Regions from separate parts of the Homo sapiens genome. Here region 1 is linked to region 2. The links are chromatin contacts, found by Hi-C or POLR2A ChIA-PET in ENCODE. All regions are on one chromosome and are shown on one strand. The core of a region is the stretch at or near the end of the contact, and the rest is flanking DNA. Distances in the headings are between cores, read along the strand shown. Region 1 holds the start of UPF3A (UPF3A regulator of nonsense mediated mRNA decay). Region 2 holds the start of PCID2 (PCI domain containing 2).

Evidence for each region. Hi-C counts contacts between places; a loop is a spot of excess contacts on that map. ChIA-PET counts read pairs that join two places held with the same protein, here RNA polymerase II (POLR2A). Pooled maps may share reads with other maps.
Region 1: a loop to region 2 is called in a map with no recorded cell type, with 20 times the contacts of the local background. The contact joins the promoter of UPF3A here to the promoter of PCID2 in region 2. A Hi-C loop is called at or near these places in 1 of 37 single-sample maps with no recorded cell type and 8 of 50 pooled maps. POLR2A ChIA-PET finds 5 or more read pairs at or near these places in 3 of 52 experiments (H1, WTC11 and activated CD8-positive, alpha-beta memory T cell).

What each region holds. Positions count from the first base shown.
Region 1 is chr13:114,280,180-114,285,871 of GRCh38, reverse strand. It overlaps UPF3A (UPF3A regulator of nonsense mediated mRNA decay), which reads right to left and starts at 4,271. Exons shown (of 10, transcript NM_023011.4): 1 at 4,026-4,271; 2 at 3,745-3,851; 3 at 2,929-3,035. The coding sequence starts at 4,232. LOC105370384 (a long non-coding RNA gene) reads left to right here and starts at 4,803. Exons shown (of 4, transcript XR_007063887.1): 1 at 4,803-5,692. RefSeq lists silencers at 1,440-1,636, 3,254-3,463, 3,844-4,023, 4,254-4,523 and enhancers at 3,603-4,290, 4,744-5,043.
Region 2 is chr13:113,204,616-113,209,918 of GRCh38, reverse strand. It overlaps PCID2 (PCI domain containing 2), which reads left to right and starts at 1,250. Exons shown (of 14, transcript NM_001127202.4): 1 at 1,250-1,320. The coding sequence starts at 1,285. CUL4A (cullin 4A) reads right to left here and starts at 306. Exons shown (of 20, transcript NM_001008895.4): 1 at 144-306. The coding sequence starts at 291. RefSeq lists silencers at 1-50, 111-440, 541-810, 1,071-1,360 and enhancers at 895-1,544, 1,545-2,195.

The DNA of each region.
Region 1 (5,692 bases), core at 3,022-5,521, 1.1 Mb before region 2:
ATGATTTCTTAGCTACACTTTACATTTTATTTTAAAAGGTTAATTCAACTATCAATTTGTTATTTAAGTTCAAGAAAATTACTTTGCTTAGAAGACACCATGGCTAAAATAGAGGGTTTCAAAGGGTTTATAGAATATTCCAGGTGAAATCTGCTTCTGATAAAAGTAGAGAATGGAAGTCATTAGAAACTAACTTCGTTGCTATGTGGGGGAAAAACAAATACACAAAGAGAAATGTTCACTAAGAGAACCTGCTATATGCTGAATCATCAAATGGAACACTGCTACCTTGGTACTAAACCCACTGAGTCATTTTTTTTTGACTTGTCAGTAATAGTCAGGTGACTGAATTATAATTCCTTTAACTGGGAGATATTTTTGTGCCAACCTCCACTATCCAGAATAAAGTCAAGACTCAGGGGGACGGCAGGGCACTGGACCAGCAGGGACGATGTCCAAGTCACCGCTCCACCCACAAGGCCTAGCACACAGTGGATACTCATTCAATGGCAGATGACATACTCCCTGATTCCAAAGCTGAAAGTAATCAGTGTGGTACTGCCATGTAGACAGACACATCCACCAAGGGAATAAAATAGAGAGCACAGAAATAAACCTTTGTAATACTTGGTCAACTGATTTTTGAAAAGGGTGCCCAGACCATTCAATGGGGAAAAGAAAGTCTTTTCAACAACTGGTGCTGGGAAAACTGGATATCCACAGCCAGAAGAATGAAGCTGGACCCTTACCTAACACCATATACAAAAAGTAACTCGATATGGATCAAACCTAAATATAAGACCTGAAACCATAAAACACTTGGAAAAAAACACAGGGGAAAAGCTCCATGGCAATGGATTTGGCAATGGGTTGCATATGACATCAAAAGCACAGGCTTAGGCCAGAGACCATAAAAACAACGGCAGGGCAGCGGCTCACGCCTGTAGCCCAGCACTTTGGGAGGCCAATGTGGGGGGAATCGCTTGAGCTCAGGAGTTTGACACCAGCCTGGGCAACATAGTGAGACCCCATCTCTAAAAAACAAAACAACGACAACAAAGATAACCGGAAACAAGGACGACTGGCCCCTTGCTCACTACAGGTGGGAACCTAAAATGGCGCAGTCACTGTGGAAAACAGTATGGTATAAATTTTGTGACTTTTTTTTTTTTTGAGACAGAGTCTCACTCTGTCACCAAGGCTACAGTGTAGTAACACGATCTTGGCTCACTGCAACCTCTGCCTCCCGGGTTCAAGTGAGTCTCATGCCTCAGTCTCCCAAGTATCTGAGATTACAGGCATGCCTCATGATGCCTGGCTAATTTTTTTTTTTTTTTAGTAGAGACAGGGTTTCACCATCTTGGCCAGGCTGGTCTCGAACCCCTGACCTCAACTGATCTACATTCCTCGGCCTCCCAAAGTGCTGGGATTACAGGAGTGAGCCATCACACCTGGCCATGTTACACATATTTTACACACACACACACATATACATACACGTACATACACATACATATTTTTTTGCTCCGTCGCCCCGGCTGGGATGCAGTGGCATGATCTCGGCTCACTGCAACCTCCGCCTCCCAGGTTCAAGCAATTCTCCTGTCTCAGTCTTCCGAGTAGCTGGGACTACAGGCGCCTGCCACCATGCCTGGCTAATTTTTGTATTTTTAGTAGAGACAGGGTTTCACGTTGTTGCTCAGGCCGGTCTCGAACTCCTGACCTCGTGATCCACCCGCCTTGGCCTCCTAAAGTGCTGGGATTACAGGTGTGAGCCACTGTGCCCGGCCCACCAATATTTTTTAAGTGAAAAAGGGAAACTCAGTAAGTTACTGAATAAATGAGCAATGAACACAAAGGTCAGTTCAAGCATCACATTTGCTTCTAGTCACAGGAACTAGCTTGGCTAATGCTTATTTTTTTAACAATCTTTCTAGTCCTTACCCCTCATTGGAGAAAAAGAAAACACTCATCAGTGTCAAAACACGTGGAGTCGGAAGAGGGTGGCTGGGGAGGGGAGGGCAGAAAACAACTTGCTGTGAAAGGTATACAAACTTGACAGCCAGGAACACAACAGCAGACAGCCTGACAGGAGAAGAGAAGGAAAAAGATGAAAGCAGAACCCTAGAAGTACTGATAAGGGAACTATTGAGAGTAGAGTTGAAGACTGCTGTCTCCGCAGGCAAAGCTGTTTAACAGCAGTGACTTCCTGGTGACATTATCATAAATGGTACAGTCATGAAGGATGCTGTTTAGGAAGATAGAAGTCAGTGTACATTTTGGAAAATTCCTATCAGGTAAAATAGTTTAGCTTTAGAACCTAAAAAGATCAAGTTCTCTCATGCAACAAACTCACTCATGAAAACCTTCATTCTCTGATGATAATACATAAATAGGCTGTCACTATTACACAGAATTTCTGGAATTTTTTTGGATTAAATAATAAAATTAAATAATTTCAATTTTTAATATCTGCACATAATTACAGTAACATAATCAAAATTTATAAACTTATTTTAGTCTGAGAACTTTTTAATTAAAATGCACAAATAGACCGGATGCTGTGGCTCACGCCTGTAATCCCAGCACTTTGGGAGGCTGAGGTGGGAGGATCACTTGAAGCCAGGAGTTCAAGACCAGCCTGGGCAACACAGTGAGACCCCCGTCTCTACACAATTTTTTTTTTAAATCAGCCGATCATGGTGGCACACGCCTGTGGTCCCTGCTACCTAGGAGGCTGGAGGATTGCTTGAGCCGCAGTGTGAGGCTGCAGTGAGCCGTGATTGCGGCTGCTGCACTCCAGCCTGGGCAACAGAGCAAGACCCTGTCTCAAAAAATAATAATAATTTAAAAAGCACGAATATTCTAGCAATACTTCATTAGTATACCTACAGATTATAATAGATTTTTAAAAACCAATAATCCAACCTTTGCTGTCAAGGAAGATATATCCATCAAAACGATCTCTAAAAAGAAGGATGTCATCAGGATTCCTAAAATTAATGTATGCTCTTGAGTAGAGATGAGGATAAAGACTGAAATAAGAGATAACAGTGAAAATGGTCAGTGAAAAATACAATAGTCCATTAATTTAGCCTCTTTTTCCTTTTCTGGGCACAACAAACTACTTTAGATAAAACTTTTGTGCCAAATCATCTCAGTTAATTGTAACAACTTGGATATTCTTTAGCAAAAACAAACGCAAAACGTTAACTTTACAAGGCAGAACTCAGGTCCCTTCTCCACTGCCCAGAACCGGTCCTCCGAGGCTGAAACCCTAAGGCAAGGCCAGGGCGCACTCCCAGAGGAACCCGTGGCGCCGAGAGACTCTCCTGACTTGGGGACCTTCTCCGGTATTTAAAACCGCACTGGCTGCGGCACCAGCGTGGAGGCCACAGGAAGAGCCGGCGCCCCCCGGCCCCGCAGCGCCCCGTCCGCGGACGAGCAGGGAAGCCCGGGAGGCGCCGGGCGGGCAACGCTGGTCCTTTCAAAGGCACCCGCTTTCCTAAGCGTTAGCCGTCTGAAAATCATCCGCATTTTTCATGTAAACCACATCTGTGTTTCTTTGTTGGTGGTATTTTTCTTTGACGGAACGGACACGTTTTACTGAAATGTATTTATTCAAAAAGCTCACACGACTCCCATATAGGAGAAATCAGGGTAAGGAACGTAAGGCAACGAGACGGCCACCGCCGCCGAGCTCTGGGTTCCGCCCTCTCTTCCTCCCCTCGGGGCGGGCCTCACCTCAGGTCGGCGGCGAAGAACTCGAAGTAGTCGTGTGCTGGCAGCGGGCGCAGCTGCTCCTCCAGCTGCTCCTTGGTGAGGCCCGGAGGCAGGCGGCGGATGACCACCTGCGGGGAGCGCGCGGCCGTTCCCACCGGGGCGGAGCGTGGACAAGGAGCTCAAAAGGCACCGCGTACCGCGCTGGGAGGCCCGGCCCCCGCCCCTCCCTCCCCTCCCTCCCCTCCCTCCACTCAGGGCCGTCCTCTCCTCGCGAGGTTTGCGCGCCCCGCCCCCGTCCCCACCTTGCTCAGGGCCGTCCTCTTCTCCTCGCGAGGTTTGCCCGCACCGCCCCCGCAACCGGAGGACGAAGTTGGCGGCGTCTCAGCCTCCTGCTGCTGCGAGTCGCGGTGGAACTGCACTTCTAGGGCCGACAGCTTCTCCCTCCCGCTCGGGCCCCGCGCGGCAACGGCCGCCCGAAGGCCTCCGGCCCCCTCCTTTTCCGAGCGCATGCCGCACTCTCCGCCGAGCCGCAGCCGCCAGCCCCCGACGAAACCTCGCGAGAGCTCGGCCGCCCCAGCCCCGCCCCTCCTCGAGCCGCGGCGGTCGGGGCCGCCCACGAAGGGGTCAGGCGCTGCGGGACTAGTCGGGGTCGGGGTGGTGACCTCCGGCCACACAGCCTGGCTTTCCGCCGGGTCAGGCGGCCCCTCAGGGAGCGGCGGCCGCGGTTTAGGGCGGCCCCGGAAGCGGGGCGCCGGCGGCTTTGGTCCGGGCGTGGTGGGAGGAGTTCGCGGACAAGCCGCCCTCCCATCCCAGCACCGTTTTTATCCCACTCCCCCAGGCTCTCCGTGGCCGGGGCGCCATGAAAGCCGGGTTCACATTTGAATTCTTAATTTTTTTGGAGACAGTCTCGCTCTGTCGCCCAGACCGGAGTGCAGTGGCGCGATCTCGGCTCACTGCAGCCTCTGCCTCAGCCTCCTGAGTGGCTGGGACCTACAGGCACGCGCCACCACCCCTGGCTAATTTTTTTGTTTTTTTAAAGTAGAGACGGGGTTTCACCTTGTTGGCCAGGATGGTCTCGGTAACTCCTGACCTCAAGTGATCCGCCCACCTCGGCCTCCCAAAGTGCTGGGATTACAGGCATGAGCCACCGCTCCGGGCCCTTGCACATATTTTTTTATGAACACACAGGCAGCAGCACTTTGATTACAGTAACTTACATGGAAGTTATTTTAAAATGGCTTTCCCCTTCTCTTTTTCATGTAGGCTGCATTTTTCATCTGCAGCACGCTTTCTCTCAAGAATCTCAAGCACACACAAGAAACCAGAGAGTAAAATCACTGAGGCGTGAACACATCCAGAGACCAAGGGCGTCACTGGCAGAAAAGCTTTTAGGCGGATCCACGGCCCGAGAGCCACCCTGCCCAGAGACGCGGTTTCCTAGGAGCAGTTCACACGCGGCTCTGCAGCACCCACAAGCGGGGCCAGGGGCTGGTTTTCATAGTTCACAGTCTGCAGGGATCTTAACAAAAACATGGCCGTGGTAAAAGTGCCTAGACCAGGCTTTCGTCACAACTCAGTGAGTAGGAAGACTAGTTAGGCTGATGAAAAGCTCTGATGATGTGTGATTAAAAGTAGGAAAACGTGGTTGCCAAATAAAATATTTTACTATATAGTCAGGGGGAGAGATGGGGATAAAAAAATGTGGAAACCATTTATTTTAAAATTTTGACTGTTCCTGCAGTGTTTAAAATATAGGAGATATATTCTGATTATCTTTAGAAAGAAACTGCTCTCAATCTATTTGTATGTCTTCCCTCTGGTTTTAAAATATTAAACAATCATCTAACTCAATATTTAATTTTACCTCTAGTCATGTTACTAGGTTAGGATAATAAAAAGGACTGTGAACTTCACATCTGCCATCTATAATAGATTCTTATTGTAGCAATCTTGCACCAAGGGGATTTCT
Region 2 (5,303 bases), core at 1-2,500:
TAGCCACCCCCGACCCGGCCGGCGCCCCGGCGCCCCCGCTCCCGGGGCCCGCACGGATCTCGGGGCCTTCCCCCCAAGTCGGGCGGGGTCTCGTGGGGTCCCCGCCCGGGGCGCCTGGCCCTCGACCCGGCCGCCGCACCCACCTCGGAAGTTCTTGATGACCAGCTTCTTGGAGCCGCCCGCGCCCCCCGGCTTGGCGGGCGCGGCGGCCAGGGCCGCGGGCTTGGTGAGGCCGTTGGTGCGGCCCACGAGCGCCGAGAAGCTGCCCTTCCGCGGGGCCTCGTCCGCCATGGCTGGGCCGGAACCGCCGCGCCCCGCCCCGAGCGCCGCCGCCCGCCGAGCTCCGCTCCGCCCGCCCCGGTCCGCGCGGCCTCCGCCCCGTCCTCCTCGCGCGCCCCGCCCCGCCCCGCCCGCGTGCCCGAGCCCAACCGCCGCCGCGCCCGGCTACTCCTGAGGGCTTAGGAACGCGCGCCGGGAATCCCTCCTGAGGGATCGGACTCCCCCTAAGAGATTCGGACACCCCCTCCTGGCTCGAGGGCGCGCGCCGGGACTCCCGTCCTGAGGGATCGGGACCCTCACCCCCGGCTCCGGGGGGCGCACCGAGACCCTGCCCCCAGGGCTCCGGGCACCCCCTCCTGGCTCGGGGATGCGTGCCGCGGGCACCCCTCCTGAGGGGATCGGGAGCCGGGACACCCTCCTGAGGGCCCCGGGGCGCGCGCCTCCTGAGGGCTCGGCACCCCCACCCCGGGCGTGAGACCACCTCGAGGGCTCAGGGGTGCGCGCCGGGACGTGCCCTAACTCCTGCAGGCTCGGGAGCGCGCGGCGGAGGCACCTTATGAGAGCTCGGGAGCGCGCGCCATGTCCCTCCCCCTCCCCCTCCTCGGGCGCGCGCGCCCCGAGGCCCTGGCCCAGCCAGGCGCGGAGGGTCCTCCGCGGCCTGGTTTTCACAAGGGGCAGACGAAGGGTCAGCGCAGTGAAAGGCAGTTTAGCCGTGGGGCTGTCCTCGCCACTGGACCCCAAACCCCTCAGCCCGGGCGGGCCCGAACACACAATCAGAGCCGCTGGCGTCCCGGCTGAGAGGACGGGGCCCCGGCAGAAAGACCCCGGGCCCCCTCAGCCCGAGCGCGTCGCCGAGCCGGTCCCCAGGTTCTCCCTCCGGAACCAACCTGCGCACCCGCGGCGGGGCCGGGGGCGCCAGGACCCAGACGGACCGAGGGCCGGAAGTGACGCCAGCTGGCCCGCTTGAGGCGTAGGGGGTGGCGCTCTCCGTTCGGCGGCGCTCCCATGGCGCACATTACCATTAACCAGTACCTGCAGCAGGTGGGTCCTAGCCGGGGAGCGCGCGGCGGCGTGGTTGGCCCTCGGCGTGTTCCGTGTGTCCCCTCCTGCCTTGGACCCTCAGGCCTTTTCCTTTCCCGCCTCGCCACCCTTCTTCCGTTCGGGTCCCCGGCGGGCAGCCGCGCGAGCCGAACAGCGGCGGCCGGGACTCGGGAAGGCGGCCCGAGTTCTCCCCTGCAGGGCCGCCGTGGGGGCCGGGCGGTGTCCGTGGATCGCGGAGTCGTCGCGGTGTAAGTAGACGCGGCGGTCCCAGGTCGCTGCCCTCACTTGCTGGCACGTGTGGCCGCGCTCCCAGGCGGTCCGAAGGGCCTGCGGGCCACGCCGAGGGCCCGCTGTGGGCGGTGCTGTGTCGGATGGACGCTGTTTCCCAGCAGGATGCGGGATGAATTCGGGGACTCCAGGAGGCGATGGAGGAGTAAGCGCGAGGCTGTGGCCGTGCTGCAGGCCGGGCTCGTGCCCCTCGTCCTCGCTGTCGTTTAACGCCCTTCACTCTCCGAGCACAATGCACACTTCATATCGCTCGGTACATGCGTCTGACAGATGTTGTTCAACAGCTTGTAAGTAGCAGAAGCACAGTTAAAAGATGGACACTTGTAAAGATTCAACGCATATTCTTTCCACTAAACTATGCCTGTCTTCAGAACCAGCACTGTGGTAACAGGGATAGGAAATATAGGGAATGGATTTTTAAAATATTTGAAGGAAACATTACCAAGACGTGGTGAATAAGAATGGGTGGGCTGAGGGACACGGAGGAGTTAAGAATGATTCCCAGGCTTGTAATCTGGGAAAAAGATGAATAGAGTGGATTTGGAGGGAGAAATAAAGTTTTGGGCATGTTGAGTTTGAGGTGTCTGTTGACAACTGGGTAAAGATACGTACTTGATAGCTGAAAAGTCTGACATGATTGGGCCCAGCAGTTGCTTGGTTAATTGAGAAAACTGGTTAAAACAGGAATCACGAAGAAATGGATGTATGTTTTTAACTTAAAACATGAAAGTATACATTCACTTGCCAATTTTTTTTTTACACCACTTACCTCAAGTTCTATACTTGCCAATCTTTTGATGTAAGCCCAGGGCCTTTTCTTTAGGCTGTGTCTGTTTTGGCCTAATCTTAGCAGACTTAACATTTTCCAATATCAGTTTATTTAAAGTTAAACAAGGATATAGGCATTTAAGAACCAATTTGATACGATTATCTTTAGAATTTTCTTAATCTTTTACAATTTTTCCCCCATACCTAATTATTTTTTTAACAAACTCAAGTGAGCCTTTTAAAAACATACAACTTAGCTTATAGAGAAACAACTGTTTCCTTTTGCATTCATATTTCATTGATGAGCTTAAAAGTACATAACTACCATAACAGGTTCGGGTAGCAAAAATAGATTTGAGAACAAACACATCTGGATATGAGAACACATACAACTTAGCTGGCAAAAGCTTGCGATGTATTAGAGTGAAGCCTACTTGCTGAAAGTCGTCATCATACCTTGGGCATCAGCTCGTGTATTTCAGGGAGGGATTGGAGAGAGTCATTTTTCCAATTCAAGTCAGTTAAAGTGAGACTGATAAGCGAGCTTCTACTCTATGTGTGTAAACTGAAGTTTAAACAGACAGATTTGGGTTAAAGATACAAACCTGAGACTCCTTCGTAGTCACATGATGGGAAAGACTGAGAAGGGAAGGGGTGACCCAGGGAACAAGTAGAGAGAGTAGACAGGGGCTGGGCCCAGGATGGACTTCTATGGAGATGTGCATGCCTACATCTCCGCAAAGGGCAGTGTAGCCACTGGGGTGAGACAGCAAAAAGTCCGCTTCCTCCTAATTCTGATGGATAAAAATATTTCTGGTTGAACTGGCATGTTACCTAAGTTTTATGTATTAACAGATTCTTGAATATTTTAAGAAAATAGGTGCCTCTTCGATACAGAATGGCAACCGGTTATACATGGTAACACATGTTTGATTTGTTGTATAGGAACATAAGTGCCAATGTCACTGTATCTCTTTGGGAATAAAACCATCATTTGCACATTCATCAAAGCTAGGAAGTTGGGGGAAATCATTGACTCCTCCTTTAGTCTCAGCAAATAGTCCTTTACCTAATTGGATGTATCTCCGAAGTCTCTCAGATCCATCCCTTCTTTATCTGTTGCCACATGCTCCCCAGCCAGGACGCCCTGCTGCAGGTACTGGTTGATGGTTTCCTTTACTTTGCCCTTTCCAAGTGAGACACAGCAAAGAGACCATAGACTTTAAAGACAATAAGACTTCAGCCCAAATCCTGGCATTTTTACTAATTCTGGGACCATGACAAGTTATCTAACTTCTGTGACTCTCCATCTCTAAACAGGCTTCACATAAGTTGTGAGAATTAAAAAGACCATGAATTCACAGTAAATGCATTTACTTAGTAAATGATAGTTCTGGTATTTTATTGAAGAAGAGTTGAGCATCTGCCTCTGTTACTAAAACTTCATTGACTCTCTGTTTCCTCCAGGGAAAGTTCCAAATGCTTTAGCACATCATCTGGTCCATGTTTACCTGTTAACTTGGCATCACCAGTCTGAAGGTTTATTTCACTTATGCTGAATGCACCATTGCCCCACCGAAGTACTCATAACTTAAAATATACCATTTAACCATTTTAAAGTACACAATTAAGTACATTCACAATATTGCACAACCATCACCATTATCCAGAATTTTTTGTCACCCCAAATGGAAATGTCATAAGCATTAAGCAGTCACTCCCTGGTCCTCCCTCCCGAGCGCTTGTCAACCGCTAATGTGCTCTCTGTCTGTATGGATTTGCTGACTCTGGTGATTTCAGTATGTGGCTTTTGTGTGTCTTTCCCTTGCATCATGTTTTCAGGGTTCATCTGTGTTGGAACATGTGTCAGTGTGTCGTTCTTTTTTATGGCTAATGATATTCCATTGTATGGAGTATTTTGTTTATCCATTCATCAGTTGATGGACCACTTCAGTTGTTTCCTCTTTTTGGCTGTTGTGCTGCTGCTGTGAACATTCTTGCGCAGGTTTTGTATTCTTTTTGGCATATACCTAAGAGTGGAATTGCTGAGTCATATGGTAATTCTGTGTTTAACTTGTTAAAGAAATGCCAAAGCAGCTAGCTGCATCATTTTACATTTTCACCAGCAATGTATGAGGGTTGCAATTTCTTCACTTTCTTGTCAATGCTTGTTTTTTTCCATTCTTTTTATTATGGCCATCCTGCTGGGTGCGGAGTGGTATCTTCTTGTGGCACCCCATGATCTTTCTTGTCCCAAAGATTTTCTTCATTATGTTCCTTTTGCCAAGAACACCTCTCTTTTTTACAGGTGTAGTGAACATCTTTATTTAGGGAATCAGCTTTGAGTTAGATACTTTACTCCTTAATCTTCAGTAGTTCTTCATATTGTCTTTCAAGAGTTTATGGAATTGGAAAGTTTGACTATTCAGAAGTGACTTCAGAGGTTCATGACCTGTAATGATTTTGAATTTTTAAAAGAGTTATGAGTTCCAAGAGTAGATGGTGCCTCCTGTGGACCAGACTGGAGGGCGTGAGGGGCATGCAGCAACCACAAGGAAGTCTTCCTGGGGCCAGAGCCAGGGAGCATCCCCTGGTGAGCCAGGCCTGGGGGTGCCGCTCAGAAGGTGCTCACTTGGAGTCTGGTTGTGTGGTCCCATTGAGGGCTGAAGGCTCTGCAGCATGAGCTGTTAAGAGTTGGCCAGGTGGCTGGGCTGCTAGGGGTCCTGTGTCCACTGCGGCGCCAGTCGCACCTTTAGGGCTTGCAAGTACCGTCCGTTGCCATCCCTGCTTTTCCTCTTCACATCCCCAGTCTTCTCACAGTTTAGTCATTGAGGCAGGGGCATTGATAGGACCACCCCTGGGACACATTCATGCCTGCCAAGCAAGCTGGGGCCCTCCTTGGGCTCAAGGCCCTGTGGCACTGAGCC